2 separate regions of the Homo sapiens genome follow, and region 2 is linked to region 1. Evidence: chromatin loops called from intact Hi-C (ENCODE). Cell type or tissue: gastrocnemius medialis. All regions are shown on one strand. Links, peaks and the distances in the headings refer to the core of each region. The heading gives the core; the rest is flanking DNA.

Region 1 (9,656 bases), core at 1-8,000:
CAGGAGTTTCTCTGCACAAGCTCTCTCTTTACCTGCTGCCATCCATGTAAGATGTGACTTGCTCCTCCTTGCCTTCTGCCATGATTGTGAGGCCTCCCCAGCCACGTGGAACCGTAAATCCAGTAAAACTCTTTCTTTTGTAAATTGCCCAGTCTCATGTATGTCTTTATCAGCAGCAGGAAAATGGACTAATATAGTAATTTGCTACCAGGAGTAGGGTGTTACCGAAAAGATACTTGAGAATGTGGAAGTGACTTTAGAACTGGGTAATACGCAAAAGTTGGAACAGTTTGGAGAGCTCAGAAGACAGGAAAATGTGGGAAAGTTTGGAACTTCCTAGAAACTTGTTGAATGGCTTTGACAAAAATGCTGATAGTAATATGTACAATAAGTTCCAGGCTGAGGTGGTCTCAGATGAAATGGGGAACTTTTTGGGAACTGGAGCAAAGATGACTCTTGCTATGTTTTAGCAAAGAGACGGGCAGCATTTTGCCCCTGCCCTAGAGATTTGTGGAACTTTGAACTTGAGAGAGATGATTTAGGGTATCTGGCAGAAGAAATTTCTAAGCAGCAAAGCATTTAAGAGATGACTTGGGTGCTGTTAAAAGCATTTATTTTTATAAGGGAAGCAGAGCATAAAAGTTTGGAAAATTTGCATCCTGACAATGTGATAGAAAAGACAATCCTATTTTCTGAGGAGACATTCAAGTCAGCTGCAGAAATTTGCATAAGTAATGAGGAGCTTAATTTTAATCCCCAAGACAATGGGGAAAATGTCTCCAGGGCATGTCAGAAGTCTTCACAGCAGCCCCTCCCATCACAGGCCTGGAAGCCTAGAGGGAAAAAGTGTTTTTTTGGGCCAGGCCCAGGGTCCTCATGCTGTGTGCAGCCTAGAGACTTGGTGCCCTGCATCCCAGCCACTGCAGCTATGGGTGAAAAGGGCCAACACAGAGCTCACAACACAGAGCTTAGAGGGTGCAAGCCTCAAGCTTTGGTAGCTTCCATGTGGTGTTGATTCTGCGAGTGCACAGAAGCCAAGAATTGGGGTTTGGGAACTTGTGCCTAGATTTCAGATGTATGGAAATGCTTGGATGTCCAGGCAGAAGTTTGCTATGGAGGGGGTCCTCATGTAAAATCTCTGCTAGGGCAGTGCAGAAGGAAAATGTGGGGTAGGAGCCCCCATACAGAGTCTCTACTGGGGCACCACCTAGTGGAGCTGTGAGAAAAGGGCCACCATCCTCCAGACCCCAGAATGGTAGGTCCACTGACAGCTTGCATTATGTGCCTGGAAAAGCCATAGACACTCAACACCAGGCTGTGAAAGCAGCCAGGAGGGAGGCTGTACCCTGCAAAGCCACAGGGGTGAAGCTGACCAAGACTATGGGAACCTACTTCTTGCATCAGTGTGACCTGGATGTGAGACATGGTGTCAAAGGAGATCCTTTTGGAGCTTTAAGATTTGACTGCCCTGCTAGATTTCAGACTTGAATGGGCCCTGTAGCCCCTTTGTTTTGGCCAATTTCTCCCATTTGGAATGGCTGTATTTACTCAATGCCTGCATCCCTATTGTAGCTAACAAGCAACTAACTTGCTTTTGATTTTACAGGCTCCTGGGGGGGAAGGAACTTGCCTTGTCTCACATGAGACTTTGAACTATGAACATTTGAGTTAATGCTGAAATGAGTTCTCTCATTTCATTCATGTGGCCTAGAAATATAAAAAAAATTTTCTTGTGTCATGAATGCATAAAATGTATGTCAATACAAGCCTATTAGATGATTTGCTACCATAAAATTTACACAAAGCTATTATAAAAAGGTAAATTGCATCAAAATTTATGTATATACTTACTGACCAAACATGGCACCACTGCAGTTGAGAGAATTATAAACAAACATGCAGTATTAAATTATAACTGCACAAAATTAACTGTAGCACATACTATACTACTATAATTTCATAGCCACCTCCTGTTGCTATTGTAGTGAGCTCAAGTGTCAAAAGTATCCACTTAAAATGCCATGTAATGCTACTCATCTCTGCATGAGCAGGTCATAACTCTGGTAAATTATGTGTCACAATGAAAAGTGATCTCTCATGTTTCCTGTGTATTTTTTTTAACATGTTTTAATGCAATAGCATAAACCTTGAATAACACATGACACCCATACAAACTGCCACTAGTGATGCTGGAAATGCTCCTAAGAAGCAGAAAAAAGTCATGACATTACAAGAAACAGTTAAATTGCTTGGTGTGTATTATAGATTGAGGTCTGCAGCTGTGGTTTCATTTCAAGATAAATGAATCCGGTATAAGGACCATTGATAAAAAAAAAAAAAGGAAAGAAAGGAGAGGAGAGGAGAGGAGACTCATGAAGCCACTGCTGCAGCTATGCCAGCAGGCATGAAAATCTTGGACTTTTTGCAAAATACCTTTTTATCTTGAATTGAAAATGCAGCTTTTCATGTAGATACAGAATTGTTATAAGAAAGGCATATCTATAAACTCTAATGTGATTCAAGAAAAAGCAAAGTCATGGTATGACAACTTAATAAAGGAAGGTGAAGGATCTAAAGCTGAAGAACTTAATATCAGCAAAGGATGGTTTGATAATTTTAGGAAGAGATTTGTTTTAAAAATATGAAGATAACAAGGGAAGCTGTATCTGCCAACCAAGAAGCAGCAGACGAGTTCCCAGACACCATTAAGAAAATCATTGAGAAAAGAAGGATATCTACCTGAACAGGTATTTAATGCAGACAAAAGTGCTCTATTCTGGAGGGGGCAGGGAATCCACATAGGACATTTCTTAGTAAGGAAGATAAGCAAGCACTAGGATTTAAGGAAGGAAGGGATAGGTTACCCCTACTGTTTTGCACAAATGCAATTGGATTTATGATTAGGACTGCCCTTTTTATACAGCTGCTAACTCCCAAGCCTTGAAGGGAAAAGGTAAACACCAGCTGCCAGTCTTTTGGCTGTACAAGAAGAAGAGCTGGACAATGAGAACACTTTTTCTGGATTGGTTCCATCAGTGACTTTGTCCCTGAAGTCAGGAAGTACCTCATCAATAAGGGACTGCCTTTTTAAAGTTCTTTTAATACTGGACAATGCTCCGGCCACCTAGAACCCTGTAGTTCAACAATGAACACATTGAAGCAGTCTACTCACCCCCAAAGACAATGTCCCTAATTCAGCCTTTAGGTCAGGGGGTCCTAAGGACTTTTCAGACTCATTAAACATGTGCTATGGTCTAAATGTTTGTGTCCCCTTCAAATTCCCATGCTGAAACCAAATCCCCCATATAATGGTATTAAGAGGCGGTCTTGGGAGGTGATCAGGTTCTCATGAATGGGATTAGTGCCCTGATAAAAGAGGCCTGAGGGAGCTTGTTTGCCTCTTCCACTATGTGAGGACATAGAGAGAAGGAGCCATCTGCACACCAGGAAATAGACCCTCTCTAGACACCTAATCTGCTGATGATTTGATTTTGGACTTCTCAGCCATGAGAACTGTTAGACATACATTCCTGTTATTTATAAGCCACCCAGTTTATGGTATTTTGTTAGAGCAACGTGAACAGACTAAGACAAGCTGCCACACTGCCTCCAGTAATACTCTCTTCTAAGCTATTCTATGCTAAAATTTAAAAAATCTTGCTATTACATTGTTTTTGGATTCTTCACAAGCTTGCTTATACTCCTTCAAATATACTCTTGCCTATTAAGATAACTCTTAAGCTTGTGATGCCTAGACTTAAAGATATGTGAATGCTAGGTGTAGTTTTACTGTCAGTTATTGTGTTTTTACTATCACATCCTCAGCTTGGATCTGTAAGAGGAAAGATTTGACATAAATAATTTATAAGGTCCTTTCCAATGTTGAAAAGCGATTGTATTTGGTGTTTGTACCTGTGCATGTTACAGTCATGCCACTGTATTGGCTTCTTAAACTTGCAGTAGATGCAGACTCCCAGGTCACTTTTCATGTAAACTGCTCGACTGTGTCATAAGCAATTGCATAACTTTACCTTTATACTTACTACATCCTCTCTTATTTGCTTCTCTTTCTTGCTGAAACCTATGTGGATAATTTTGAAAGTTAATTCCATATTTGTTTGGTTAGTTAGCCCACTAAGCTCTGTGTAACTATACATTTTATTAGCATAATTCCCACATGTTAATTTAATTTACTGATAAAAATTCAATAGAAAAAAGCTAAAACAGAATCTTTCTCCTAACCCGTTCTCTTCAGTTACGCATTGTTTCATTCATCAATAATCTTTGAATGTCTGTTTTTATCAACCATGTCTCCATCTAATTGATATTATTGTCCAGCACACATTTCTCTATCTTATCCAAAAAGATCATGAATGAGCTGTCAGATACCTTGCCAAAATATAATATACTTATGTCTACAGTATTATCACAATGCTGAGATATTAGCAATGCTGAGGAAAAGTGTTTTGTTTGACCTGACTTACTTGAGGTCAGCTTTGTATAGTATCTTTCCTGTTTCTCTAGAAACCTCTGACTCATGCAGGAAGGTAACTTCCCTCCCTATGATCTTCACCTGTGGCATGTCCCTGCTATTTTACTAGTCACTTACTTTGATATTGTACAGGTTCTCATGGGCCAAGGACCTGTGGAACCATCCATAACTTCTGGCAAGATCAGGCACATAGCAGGTGCTCTATAAATATTTGAAGGGATGTTGAATGCAATGTAAAGGGGAGCTAAACTTGCACTGTTGATACTTCTTCCAGTAAAATCTGTTGCAGCCATGCAAAACTTCTGTTTCCTTTGCAGTGTGCACACGTTCTTCCTGTTGTGGAGCCACTGTCGCCTGGAAGCTAGGGGGAAACACCATAGCTGTGGTTTGGGATGGTGCTCTTGCCCTCTTTAGGCTCAGTTCCTCAACATTTCATGGCTTAAGTCCCTGGGTTTAGAACAGAGAAAAAGTCATTGTCTTTGGATTTTAAGGATACCTGGAGTTTTTAAGGCCCTCTTTAGAACACTTCTGCTCACCCCTACCCAGCCTTTACCTCCTAGAGGTTGCCAATAGCTGAACTTTTAGTTACGGAGATAAAACTATGCCAACTGTACTTTGAGTTGCAAAGTCTAGGATGAGAAATAAGCCCTGGAATTGAGGGTTCCCAGCTGTCTAGATTTTGACTAAATTTTCCAACCAGAGAGTAAATTTGTGTTAGATGTGACTGACTCCTAGGAAGAAATGGGGAACTGCTGAGGAAGTGCCATTTACCCTGTCCATTTTAGTTACTGTTAAAGAGACATCATCTAAGAGAGAGTGATAAACAGATTGAAGAATGAGGTAAGCAAACTCACCAAGGAACTCTGAATTATAGAAGTGCAATGGCAATGGGGGAATGAAAGGGTGGGAGCAGAAACCTACATGCATGATGTCATGATGTATCCGTTATGTGCCAGACATTGTGGAAGAAAATGCTTTGTATCATCTCATTTAATCTCACAAGAGTCCCATGAGGTTGGTATTTTTGCTCCATTTTAAGATAAATATCTGAAGTTTAGAATATTTAAATAACTATGACCAATATCTGATTTTAAATAAAACCAGGAGAAGGATACAGGTTCATCAAACTCTAAAGTGTATGATTTTCCCATCTATATTTTACTGTAGGAAAAGAAATGTATTTTTTAAAAGTAAATTATACCAAGTAATGTAAATTTAAAGTTTAGCATGTTTTGAGGCAATTTTCTTACTGTGAAATATTATGCATATTTCTTTAGTAACTGGAAAGCAAATTGGGGAAATATATTTTTCCCCCTTAATTATATCAAATAAATGATCTTACAATTACATAAGAAATCAACCATTACAGTCTAGCCAGTGGCTTGGCTTCTTGTGCAAACCTCACAATAAAATATGCAGACTTTCTGGAACCACATATTAAAATCTCTGCAGTTGAATCAGCCCTTCTTTCTAAGTAACCTAAACTCAATGCTATTCAGCATATTAGAGAACTCTAGGGATGAGATCTTTAAAACCCAATGTCAAAAGGTGAATACCCGATGATCATCACCTTAGTTTCATTCATGAAAACTGGCTTTGTCCTAATTTATTTTCAGGCATGTGGGTCTGTCCTGCAGTGAGGTGCCCTGTTTTAGAGCCCTAGAAAGATATCAACTACAACTTTAACATAAGTATAAAATAATAGGGTGATATTCTTGTGTAAATTGGCTTTGAAGAAAATTTCCAAACAAATGTACCAAAAATGGTGAGTGATTCCAGCATCCCTCAAAGGAGTATATAGTCTTCAAGGTGATTATTTTGAATGACAACCTTCATTTGGGTGTTAAATGGAGCTGATATGGCTGCTGAAGAGTTCAAAGAGCATGGGATATGAAATCAGGAAGCATCCACGTGCATCCCAGCACTGCATCCCAGCCACCTGAGAGGAGGTGTGAGTCACCTAACCTTTTTGAGTTTCTTTCTTCATTTGGAACACAGGTTGGTTAACACCTCACAAAATTGTGATAATTAAGTCAACCTGACAATATGAAAACACTCGAAACAGAAAAACACTAGAATGTGATTAGAATGTGATAACTTATATATAGTTCCTCTCTAAATTTAATATCATGATTGGAAACCAAGACTTTCAAATTCTTATGAAACATCAGTGATGTTAATAATTAGTCTTAGTCAGAAGTTCCAGAATCACTCAAGTGATGAGGGCCAGCTATTTTTGTGTTCAGTTTGATATGCAAAGCCACAAGTAGAATGCACTTGTTCAATTTTATGAGCCCCAGAAGACCAGTGGATACTGCTTGCTTTGGGAAACTGGAACCTAGATCTCAGCAGTTTCCATGGATTCACTTTATCCTTGTCAAGAGTTAATGAGATCAGAATAAAGCCAAATGAACATGCTAGGAACTTGGTGCTTTGCAAACCGTAATGATATTTGAGAGAGCCAGAAATAAAATCTTGTTTATTTTGTGTACAGGACTGAATTAGGGAAAGATTAGGACAATAGTGTGTCAGTTCTATCCAGGGGCTCAAATAGAGATTCTTATTTGGGTAAAAGTACACATGGATACAAGGAAGGGAACAATAGACATTGGAGCCTACTTGAGGGTAGAGGTTGGATGGAAGGTGAGAATCCAAAAACTACCTATCAGGTACTATGCTTATTACTTTGGTGATGAAATAATCTGTACACCAAACCCCTGCGACGTGCAATTTACCTGTGTAACAAACCTGCACAGGTACCCATAAACCTAAAATAGGTTGGAAGGAAAAAAGAAGGCAGAAAGAAGAAATAAGGGCCAAGGACTTGACTCTTTCTTAACCCTAGTTCTTTCAGGGTGGCTACTTTGAGTTTCTGGTTACCAGTACTGCGGAACACAAGCACGTAGACTTTAGAGTAGCATTTCTGCCCCCAGCAGAGATAAAGAGCTGTGTTATCTTGGTCAAGTTACCTTACTTCTCTTTGCCTTGGGTTTCTCATCTGTAAAGGGGGAAAATAATATAACTTACTTCTTAATACATGTAAAGCACTCCTAGAGGAAAGGGGATTTAAAATGCAGTGTTTAAAAGCACAGATTCTAAGGCTACACTGCCTGGGTTCAAATCCCAGCTCCAGCACCTATTTGCTGTATGATCTTGGGAAAATTAGTTCACTGTGCCTCAGTTTCTCATCTAAAACTTGGGTAATAGCACCAACCTCATAAAGTTATTGTTAGGATTAAATGAGTTCATACATGTATAGTTCTATAAATAGGGCTGGCTCATAGTAAGTACTCTATACATGCTTGTTATATTATTTGTTTCCTGGATAAGCTCCAAACACCATCTTAAGGGTATAGAAATATCAACATTGTTAACTTTTGTTTCTTTGTTTGGTTCTATAAATCATAAAAATCATACTCTAGAGATAATCATACAATGTTGGGATATTCTTTACTGTCTAGACCTGTTTTTTTTTTTTGTTTGTTTTGTTTTTTGAGATGGGGTCTCGCTCTGTTGCCTAGGCTGGAGTGCAGTGGTGCGACCTTGGCTCACTGCAACCTCTGCCTCTCAGGTTCAAGCAATTCTCCTGCCTCAGCCTCCTGAGTAACTGGAATTTAGACCTAGTATTTTGGCAGTGTACCCTATATAACATTTTGTTCTCTTTTCTTCAGGTTAAATATTGTCACATCTTTTACCAAATCTTTATTAAGATCATTTTGCCTCCGGATTCACTTAATGTTATTCAATTAATCTCTCCTTCTAAATGCAAAAAGTCAATGACTTCTAAAGCCTGCATGGAGAAAAGATTCACACATATTAGGAGGATGACAAATGGAATAAATATTTATTCAGGATAATTTCTGATTCTGCCTCTCTTCCCCTTTCCCCATAGTGTTCATTTTAATGTTTCTGCCATTCATTTGTTCATTCAGTATTTATTGGGAAGACTTGTCAAGCACCATGATAAGTGGTGGAAAATAATGATTCTGACACTTGAATGGTGTTTTACAATGTACAGATCATTTTCACATATATTAAATTCATTCAATTCTCAAAGGCACTCACTTCATTTCACCAGTTCTTCCTCCCCTTTAACTTTATATTTCTCTTCATGTTCCTCATTCCTTTCCTTAAATCTTTGGTATGCAGAATACAGTAGTCTCCTTTCATACAAAGGGTATACATTCCAAGACCCTCAGTGGGTGACTGAAACCGTAGGTAGTACTGAACCTGATTGCTGTCCATTGGAACATGTTTCTCTTCATGTCTTCAATCCACAAGTTTAATGCCTTTTCCATTTTCACTACACACTTATCATGCACTCTGTGCCATACGTTTTGTGTTTGGAGGTGTGACAGCAAAACTAGCACAAATTTTTCCTTCATAATTTCACAGAAATTTCACAATGTCTACATTCTTATCATAGATCTTAGCAACCTTGGGATGTAACTTTTTTTTTCTTATTAAATTGAGAACTTTCACCTTTTCACTTAAAGGCAGCATTTTATGGCTTCTCTTTGGCATATCTGAATTGCCAGCATCACTACTCTTGTAATTTGTGGCCATTTATTAAGTAAACTGAGTGTTACTTGAACACAAGCACTGTGATAGGGTGATACTAAGACAGTTGATCTGACAGCTGAGATGGCTACTAAGTGACTCATGGGTTGGGAGTGTAGAGGTGTGGATATTCATGTCCAGGGCAAGACGAAGCAGGACAGTGGGAGATTTCATCACACTACTCTGAATGGTGTGCAATTTTGAATTTATGAATTAGTTATATTTCTGGAATTTCCATGTAATATTTTCAAACCACAGCTGACCATGGGTAACTGAAACCATGGTAATGGAAACTTTGGATAAGAAGGATTACTGTGGGGAGTGGGAGGGGAAGCTGGTTTGAAGAGAAGGCAGTAGGTGGGGGAGAAGATGCAAATGAGATGAGAATGTAGGTCCAGAGATGTTTCCAGTATCCTCCACTTTAGGATCAAAGGACAGGTTACTTGCAGGCACACTGTATCTTATTCAGGAAAATACAAAGAGTTACTTGAAAAGGAGCAATGACCATCAATTAGCAATGACCATCATTAGAAACTGGTTTGAGACTAAACACAGGGCTAGTGGGTTTCCAAATCCTCCCCAATCCCTTGCAATCAAGCATATT
Region 2 (9,786 bases), core at 1-8,000, 610 kb after region 1:
GACATAATACCCTTCACAGATGGTGGATGTCATTTGATCCTGGCCCTTTCTAGCAAATTCACATATGTCAGCAAATGAGCCTAAAACAACTCTGGGTTTCAAATGCAAAACATTTGTAAATTGCACTGATTCATAATCAGGACAACATAATAAACTACAATCTAGTCATTCTCAGCAGGCCTTATTCAGCAGAAAAAGCCATAGAATGGAGCCAAGAGAGGATGTTGAGCTTGGCTCTTCAGTACCAGGCTTTTGGATATTCAGTTACTTGCCTGTGGAAAGTACTGGAATGACAGCCTTGGAGAAAAAATTCCACATCATTTCAGAACACAGAATAAAAGGGCAGGCTTGCCTGTGACCACAGGGCTCACAAAGAAACTTAGTTCTTAAGGAATCTTCATTTTTCCAACTTGGATCAAACACTTTCACAGTCAACAAGTTATGTCCTCTACCACCCCATCGCCTTCATCCAAGCTGGCTTTATTTATTAATTTAACATCCATTATTATTTATATTTTTGTATCAACCAACTTGAATTCCTATGGCATAAGAGGGGTTGTTTAAAAAAGCAGAACATTTCTATTATAGTTGTTATGTTCAGGTACAATATTATTTCTTTTTACATCCTGAGAGAAGGGGGTGCAGAGTCATATAATGCAGAACCATGGTGGCATTTTAAATGACTTCTCAATTCTCAGTAGGGGTCTTGTTTAAAGTGAGAAGTTCCTTGATAGGACAAGAGCAGAAATAATGCAGAAAATTGGTTTAAACAATTCTGAGGTACATTTATATGAAAGTCATGTAACCGTGAAGCATCAAATTAAACTAAAATACTTAGGGAAAATAAAGTGCCTGAAATATTTGATATTTTCTGCAGCCTTTTATATTTTAAAAGAATAATTCTCTGTTATTCTCTTCTAGAGAAATAAATGGGTCAATCAGTTTTGTCATTTGTGCACTTTGGGGAATTTAGTTAAATAAAAAACGAGTCCCCCACCGAAAAAACAAACAAAAAAACCAACCCAGCTAACGCATCTAACTAATTTGAACCACATAGAATTAGACTATCTCAATATTTCAAAGGCTAAATAACTCAAAGAGTTGTTAAAGTCATACATAATCTGTAAACAAAGGACATAAATTTGAGAGTGACCATCTTTCCACAAAAGGAGCTTTGTAATTTTATACACCACAAATTCACAAGGCTGCTGAATCTGAAGACTTCACTTAGTTGCGATAAACATCCCTCTCTTTTAGTAACACATAACACTCTGCAACTCTAAGAAGGTTCTTGGTTATCCTCCGCATAGTATAGTCTTTCAATTGCTGGATGATTGTTCTTTTCCTCAAAGTAAATACAGATGTTATTGCTGCAGCAATATTAAACTTTGAGCATGATCAAAAACCTTTCCATGAGTGCTAAAATCCTCTGAAAATTGTATGAGTAGGAGGTTAATATATGAAGTACAGAAAAAAACTGATTTTTGTGTGATTCCCTTATATCCACAGCATATAAAACTTTTAAAACTTGAAACACATTCAAAATTATTCAAATTTAACAACAATGACCTAAGATATGGGTTTTCTAATAACTTCTGATATAAAGATCAGGTGAAACATTATCTAACTAATGAAATAATATCTGTGTAAATTATTAAAATTGGGAATATTTTGCTTTGAGATGTTTTAATCATTTCACATTTTTGATTAGTTACTTATATAAAATCTTAATCTGGAATGATTTGAAGTAGCCTAAAAAGATTTGGACACTACATAAAGACAAATTCATATTAAAAACTAAGAGAAACATAATAAGAGAAAAATAAGAACAAATACAATGAATTTCAGAGTGAGAGCCACAAATATTGGAGGGAGTGAAAGCCTACAATATAAAATAGGAAAACATAGAAGGATCATAGTAGCCATAAGTTAGTTAAAAGCAAACCAGTTGATTGGGACAAGCATAAGTATCCCTTTTAATTAGAGAGTAGAAAAATTACTCTGTGTCCTTATGAGAGATCCTATAAGACGGATTTAACTAGTACTCCTCATATCCTCCAAAAAACACAGTACTATGTGTAATTGTATTGTTTCTGTATAATCTACTTTTATGTATGCTGATGACATTACAACAAAACACAGTTCTGTATTATAACTATACTTACTGCCTGTGCATTGCTCTTTGCAATAAAACCCACCTCTGTTCTGGTCTCTCTGAGAGTTCAGCTTAATACAGAGGCAAGTTTTATTGCAAAGAGGAGTGCACAGGCAATAAATACAGTTTACATGGCATTTTTTTGTCTTAAAACATGTTTTATTACTTATCCCTTAATCTCATTTTAGGTGGTAAGCTTCATGAGAACAAACACATCATTATATCCCCAGTTCATAGCAATGCATCTGACACACAGAAGACATGGAAACATTTGTTCCATATTTAGTAAATGCATGATCTTCAGGAATTTAAAAAAATATTGTTCCTCTCCCTCAAGAATTTTATTATTTTCTCTCTGATAAGCACCTGCAGAGGAGGTAATGTATGCGATAGATCCTGTAGAGCTACATGATTAAAATAATCAGTTGGACTCCTTTGAGCTCCTTTCCAATCATGAAGATGATTATAGGTACATTGTCTAAAATTAGATAATGCTTGACATATATACAGCAACAAAGGATCATCTTTTATTAAAATTATGCATTACTAAGCCAGCTTAATCACATTGAGGATCCCTGGGAGCAGGTGTAAAAGATGCATTTCAGAGTTATACCATGCAACAGGAGAGAGAACTGGGGTATTTTCGCACCAACTTTCACCAGTAACTCACTGGCTGAGGCCTACTGCCAGAAGGATGTTAGCTTCTTGGTATTTCTGGCCTGCTCCACTTGAGGACAGAACAGAATGTGATGGCCAGATGAAGTCCTCTGAATTGATATGGCACATGGGAATAGAGGTGGGGCACTGACTGACAGTATTTACTATAATAATATATGTATGTTTCAGAAGACATACATAGTGTGTGTCTTTAAAAAAGTTAGAAAGAATTTGACAACTTCCTCAAATAATACTCTAGACTTTTTCTAGCATCAGGAAGAAACCTGAAAAGGAAAATAGAAAAAAAAAATACCAAAGCCATGTGTTTCTACTATCTATCTATCTATCTATCCATTTACTCCTTTTCCTCCTCCTCACTACCCATTGGGTATTACACAGTGCAGGTTCACACTTGATGAGCATGAAGCAGAAGACTTTCCTGGCACTTAAATGAGACTGATTTTACCCATTTCCCATTTAATTTCTACATTATTATTAATAGTATTAAGAACCACTTTGTTCTCTCCTATTAGAAATTGTTCATGACTTACTCTGGCAACTGTAGCCGAGAACAAGTTTTTGTAATTTAAGCTTTGAACCACAAATATGCATTTTTCTGTATCCAAAAATAGTCTCAATCAAATAAGGTCAGAATAGTGGTTACCAAGCAGTTTGCAAAAGCAAGGACATCCAACTTTCCAGTTTATGGCTAGAGAAGAAGTTACATGTAAAAATAAAATGTGTTTCATTGTTAAGCAAACATTCTCTATTTGGTGTGAGTCAAAAGTGTGGGCCGCTTATCTGCACATATGACTAGCAAAATTCGAGCTACAGAAATTAAAGCCGAAAGCCAAGTTAATAACTTTAAGTGGAAGATAAGGGAAAATGAAAATAAAGGTCCTAAAAAGCTATTTATAAATTAAGCAAGTCTGCTAGACATACAAATCCTTGTTAGAGTGAGTGTGGTTAAGGAAAGCTAGTTAGCTCTCAAGGGTTCCAAAATGACACATGAAAAGGTGATTTTTATCAGTTAAAATAAGGCTTGGCTGTACTAAACACAAATATTGTGACTGATGATGAGAAATACAAGATTGTTCTTTTTCTCTCTCATTTAAAAAAGGTCCAGAAGTGGGCAGGTTAAGGCTGAAGTGGCAACTCCATCTTATCATCAGATCAGGAACCCTGACATCCATCTTTCCACTTCACTATGCTAACATAAAGTGTCTGCTATTTCCATGGTGTTCTTGTAGGCAGTAGCAAATCCATACAGGTCTGCAGCAATTCAATTCTTGCCTCCTTGGAGGAAAGAATTCAGCAGAGAGGCATAAAGCAGAGCGAGAGGCTGAGGCAAGTTTTAAAGCAGGAGTGAAAGTTTATTCAAAAGTTTTAGAGCAGGAACGAAAGGAAGTGAAGTACACTTGGAAGAGGACCAAGCGGGCAACTTGAGAGATCGAAGAGCACCGTTTGGCCCTTGACTTGGGGTTTTTACACACTGGCATGGTTCAGAAGTTTGCATTTCTTTTCCCTTGATTTTTCTTTGGGGTGGGCTGTCTACATGTGCAGTGGCCTGACAGCACTTGGGAGGGGTCGCATGTACAGTGTGTTTACTGAAGTTGGGCACGTGCTCATTTGAGACATTTTTTCCTTACCAGTAGAGTGTTCCTAGAGGAAGGTCATATACCAGTTGAAGTCTTCTTTTTTGTCTCGTACTGTGCATGCTTGAGCCCGTTCACCCAGCTCCTGAACAAGATCTTATCAGGAAGTTGCTGACCACCAGCTTCAGGTGTTTTCTATCTATTAGGAGCCTGCCTTTCCTTGGTGCCAGCTACAACCAATTATTATTTTAGAGAGACTCTTTAACAACTGCCTGACCATCACCTGATGGTCACCTGATATTCCTGGGAGGCAGAGGGGACGGGGAGGGGGGGACCCTCTCCTGTTCTGCTCATGTTTGCTTAGCTACCTACTCTAACATTCTCATGTTTCGAAGTGATGGCTGGATCTCCAATCACTTTGGCATTGCAGGCCAGATGAAGAACAAAAGATAAAGCAAAAAACATCTCCCTCCTTAATAATTTAAATCCATAAACAGCCTTTCTAGAATTTCACATATATGTTTCTGCTGTGGTAAGTACTACTTATTACAAGGCTACAGCTAGCTACAAGGGAATCTAGGAAATACTGTCCATTGTTTTTTTTTTAATTCCAGGTGACAGTGAGACCAGATGAAATGCAACATTTTGTTATTGTAGCAGAAGCGGAAAATTGATTTTTGTTCTAGGTAACTAGAAGTTTCTGTTCTACAACCACATGGAGGTAAGATAACCAAAAATGAAGGGCTTGGATGTGGCCCTCATAAATAGAGAAAAAGGGAATGGACGGGATAGTGCTATTCCTTACAAATGTTGAACAACAAAAGAACACTCATTCTCCCTCCCCGCTATTCATGACACCACAAAGTATACCCAGTTTAGTGTTATGTGTTTATGGTGAGTTGACTTTACCAGATATTTTGCTGATAAATTTACCTCTTGAGCCAACCATATGACATAGGTACTACTTTCTCCATTTTATAGATGGAGAAGTAAACCAAGGAGTTGGCAGAGTGGCTCATGCCTGTAATCCCAGCACTTTGGGAGGCCAAGCTGGGTGGATCACTTGAGGTCAGGAGTTTGAGACCAGCCTGGCCAACATGGTGAAACCACATCTCTACTAAAGATACAAAAAATTAGCGGGGTGTGGTGGTGTACACCTGCAGTCCCAGCTACTCAGAAGGCTGAGGCAAGAGAATCACTTAAGCCTGGGAGGCAGAGGTTGCAGTGAGCCAAGATCGCGCCACTGCACTCCAGCCTAGGCAAAAGAATGAGACTCCGTCTCAAAAAAACAAAACAAAACAAAACAAAACAAAAAAAAAAACTAAACCAAGGACCTGGGATTAGAATTGGTAAAACCATGATTTGGGCCCAGACATTTAAATCCCAGAGTCTTATTTTTCACCATTGTGCTGTATTATGTTCCTTTTAAAAATACCTTTAACAGAACCAAGACCACGGTGGAATACCTGAGACTTATATGCCCTGGCACCACAAAACTCAATAGACAAAATCAGCAATATTTTTATAAAATATTTTTAAAATAAATATTAGGCAAAATTCATGATAAAATAACTATTAAAGGTATAACAGATTGAGGCAGGAAAATAAATATTCCATAATTTTTGATTTTATGACAAGAGAAAGATCGATCCCATTTCTTAAAACTTGCATGTCACCTAGAACAGCATTTCTCAATAACACCACTATTGACATTTTGGGCTAAATAAGTTTTTGTTGTGGGGCAGAGGAGTGCTGTCCTGTGCATGGTAAGATATATAACAGCAGCCCTAGATGCTGTGGATTGGGTACTGATAGCACCCTATAGAACTGTAAGAACCAAAAATGTCTCCAGACATTGCCAACTGTCCCATAGGGGACAACTTCACCATGGCTAATAACCATTGACCTATATGCATCACATTTTTTTTTCTTTTGGATTGTTAAAAATAATTTTAAGTCTCTTGAAAACTGCACACATTTTTCATAATAGTCATCCCAGAAATATGGTAAATGACTTTATTTGTGATAGGTTTATTTATACAAGCACACCAAGCGTATGTAATGAGTTCAACTTTTGCTTATTGTAATTTACATAGTCCTCTACAACTCAATTATTGGCTATTTGAAAAAGACAGAGGAGCTTAGATGAGTTGAAGTTAAATTTTTGTAATAGCACTACAGGTTAAGCATTCCTAATCTGAAAATCCCAAATTTGAAATGCACCACACCTGACCTCATGTGACAGGTCACAGTCAAAACATAGCAAAAACTTTGTTTTAACACATACAATTATTTAAAATATTGTATAAACTTACCTTCAGACTATGTGTACGAAGTGTATATAAAACTTAAATGAACTTAGGTCCCATCCCCAAGAGACCTCATTGTGTTTATGCAAATATTCCAAAATCCGAAAATAAATGAAACCCAAAACAATTCTGGTCCCAACTATTTTGGATAAGGGATACTCAACCTGTATTGTTCTCACAATAAGAAGCAATTAACTTACACATCTTTCTTACCTCAAACATTCTTGTTATTCATAAGGAGTTAAGATACCTTGCCTTCATTAAATAAGCAAACAAATGAGATACACAAAAAGTAGCAGGGAAGGGCTGAACAAGAAAGAGGAGAAAGATTATGAGGGGCATGGAGACCCCAGGATAGTACACAGGTGCACATAATCATTCCTACTTGTGTGATGGTAAGAATCCAAATGGGGGTGAAGGATAAAAGACTACAAATTGGGTTCAGTATATACTGCTCGAGTGATAATGGGTGCACCAAAATCTCACAAATCTCCACTAAATAAGTTACTCATGTAACCAAATACCACTTGTTCTCCAAAAACCTATGGAAATAAAAAATTAACAAACAAACAAACAAACAAATGTAAATGGACTTTGGAGCCTCACTGATCTTGCTTTGAATCTTGACTCCTTCTTTTATTAACTGTATGATGTTGGCTAAGTTACTAATTTCTTTGCAAAGTACGCTTAATAATTTAAGCCTCTTATGGGGTCTATGGATATTAATTAAGGGAAAAGTATCTAGAACTGTGCCAGATAAGCAATGCATATTAGTTTCCATTATCTTTTTCTGTTTATGTTTAGATGATTTATTTCTTCATTTGGTTTATAATACATATTCATAAGCTCCTGAAACCTAGGAATGTGATACAGGGCAACATGTTTTCTATGCAAAATTTCACTGCAACAAAATAATGCAGGTGGGCCATGAAGTTGGTCTTGTTTGTGCTTCTTTGATCCTTACGTTTCCCTGTAATTCATCAATTCCTGAGTACAATTGCCCTGTTCCCGAGACCACTGAGATAAGTAGATTTGATACCAAATGATTATATCAGACTTCCAGAAATCAGGTTGGTGGGGTGAGCTGCCTCAATATTAATGTTTGCGTTAAAATAAAACTACCCCATCCCTAGTTTAGATAATACTAAATTTGTATTTTTTGTTACATAAAATTAAAATGATAGGTAAATATTATTTATAAAAATATTTGATGTTTTTCACAATGAATGTCTCAATGGCCCATTTTTTTTCCTTTTCTCATATTGAGATATCATTAAGTTATCCCTAAAGTGTTCTTTAGAGACTTTCGATGGGAAATAACTCTTCTGTGTAGCATCCATCTTTTTGCAGTTTTTTTACACACTTTTCACTTAATGTTGAATATTGTAAGCCAACGTTATTTGACAATGTCTATCATTCTCTTTTCAGATCCTCTTTTTGAAGTAAAAATAGTGAAATAGCTTTCTTTTTAATAATGCACTTAATTTTTTTTTTTTTTTTGAGACAGGCTCTCTCACTTGGTTACCCAGACTGGAGTGAAGTGGTGGGAACACGGCTCACTGTAGCCTCAACCTCCTGGGTGCAAGTGATCTTCCTGCCTTAGCCCCCCAAGTAGCTGGGATGACAGGGGCTCCACCATGCCTGGCTAATTTTTCTATATTTTGTAGAGACAAGGTTTCACCATGTTTCGCAGGCTGAAATACACTTTTTCAAAATAAAAAATTATGCTATTTCCATGAATAAAGAGATTTCACAGAATGGCTAAAACATCTAGCAATTAAAATAATACTATTTCTCCACAACGTTCAATTTAAATAACCCGTCAAACTCCTTTCAGTGAACTTAAATTATTCACAAACAAGGAATTTTTAAAACCACATTTATTGAAGGAAACCATAAATAAGAAGCTCAATTTCGTTGTGTATCCAATGCATTTAATGAATCTACAAAGTGTAGATAGCTATTTCACTTGGGTTTTTGCTGCATGAGAGACTATAAAATGCACATCAAAAATACTCCCCAGGACAATCAGAAGAATTTTATTATTGGAAACGAGAGAGAACACTGTCCTAGAACCTTAGATGAGTAGTGCATGAAACAATACAAAAGCAGAGATATTACTACTTTCTGTTGCAAGTTGGGCAATCAGTGAAGCAGACTCTAGGATGAAAGTTAACATGGAGGAGGATTCTTAGGAAGCACTCTTGGGATCAACACCTGTGGAAATGAAGAGAAAGAGGCAGGATTTGGCAGAGGAAGATGTTGGGCTGTGATGCAGTCACAACGAAGGCCGTTAGCCAACCATATTGAATCAAGGGTGGTCCTTAACAGTTTTTAAGAATTAAAGGAGAAGACAGAGCCTTTACATTCTTATGTCCAGTAGTTATGACCTTGGGCAAGATAGCACTCCTCAGCAGAGGCAATTCAGAAGAGGGCTGATAGCTGAGGTCTGGATGCCAGTGGCACACTCAGAAACTGCGGCGATATGTACTTTATTCCTGAAGGAGAATCTAGGTGGCACATCTTAGTATTTACTGCTGCTGTACTGTTTTTTCCTTTCATATATTTAGATTCAGGGAGTACATGTGCAGGTTTGTTATATGGGTATATTACATGATGCTGAGGTTTGGGTTTCTAGTGATCTGTTCACCCAAGTTGCAAACATAGTACTTGATGGGTAGATTTTCAACCTTTGGCCCCCTCTTTCTCTCCCTCTTTTGGAAGCTCTGGTGTCTATTTTCCCATCTGTGTCCCTGTGTGCCCAGTGATTGACTCCCACTTGTAAGTAAGAACATGTGCTATTTGGCTTTCTGTTTCTGCATTAATTCGCTTAGGATGGTGACCTTCAGCTGCATCCATGTTGCTGCAAAGACCATGATTTTATTCTTTTTTATGGCTGCATAGTATTCCGTGGTGTATATGTAGCACATTTTCTTTATCCAGTCCATCACTGATGGGCACCTAGGTGGATTCCATGTCTTTGCTATTGTGAATAATGCTGCAATGACTACATGAGTACATGTGTCTTTTTGGTAGAATGATTTATTTTCCTTTGGTTGTATACCCAGTA

What was found. Peaks named below come from ENCODE experiments on the same cell type or tissue, not always from the same donor. Only the 100,000 strongest peaks of a DNase experiment are listed, where the experiment ranks them.
Region 2: a loop joins it to region 1, with 4 times the contacts of the local background. A loop is called at or near these places in 1 of 110 quality-filtered maps.

The regions. Positions count from the first base shown.
Region 1 is chr13:76,889,791-76,899,446 of GRCh38, reverse strand. No RefSeq gene overlaps it. Among named protein-coding and RNA genes, the nearest start is that of KCTD12, 8.2 kb to the right of the region's middle. In gastrocnemius medialis, for the core only: no CTCF peak of the experiment used is centred there; no DNase peak of the experiment used is centred there.
Region 2 is chr13:76,280,110-76,289,895 of GRCh38, reverse strand. It overlaps LOC105370261 (a long non-coding RNA gene), which reads right to left. Exons shown (of 3, transcript XR_942092.3): 3 at 8,629-8,933. Among named protein-coding and RNA genes, the nearest start is that of LINC00561, 350 kb to the right of the region's middle. In gastrocnemius medialis, for the core only: no CTCF peak of the experiment used is centred there; no DNase peak of the experiment used is centred there; H3K27ac peaks cover 591 bases.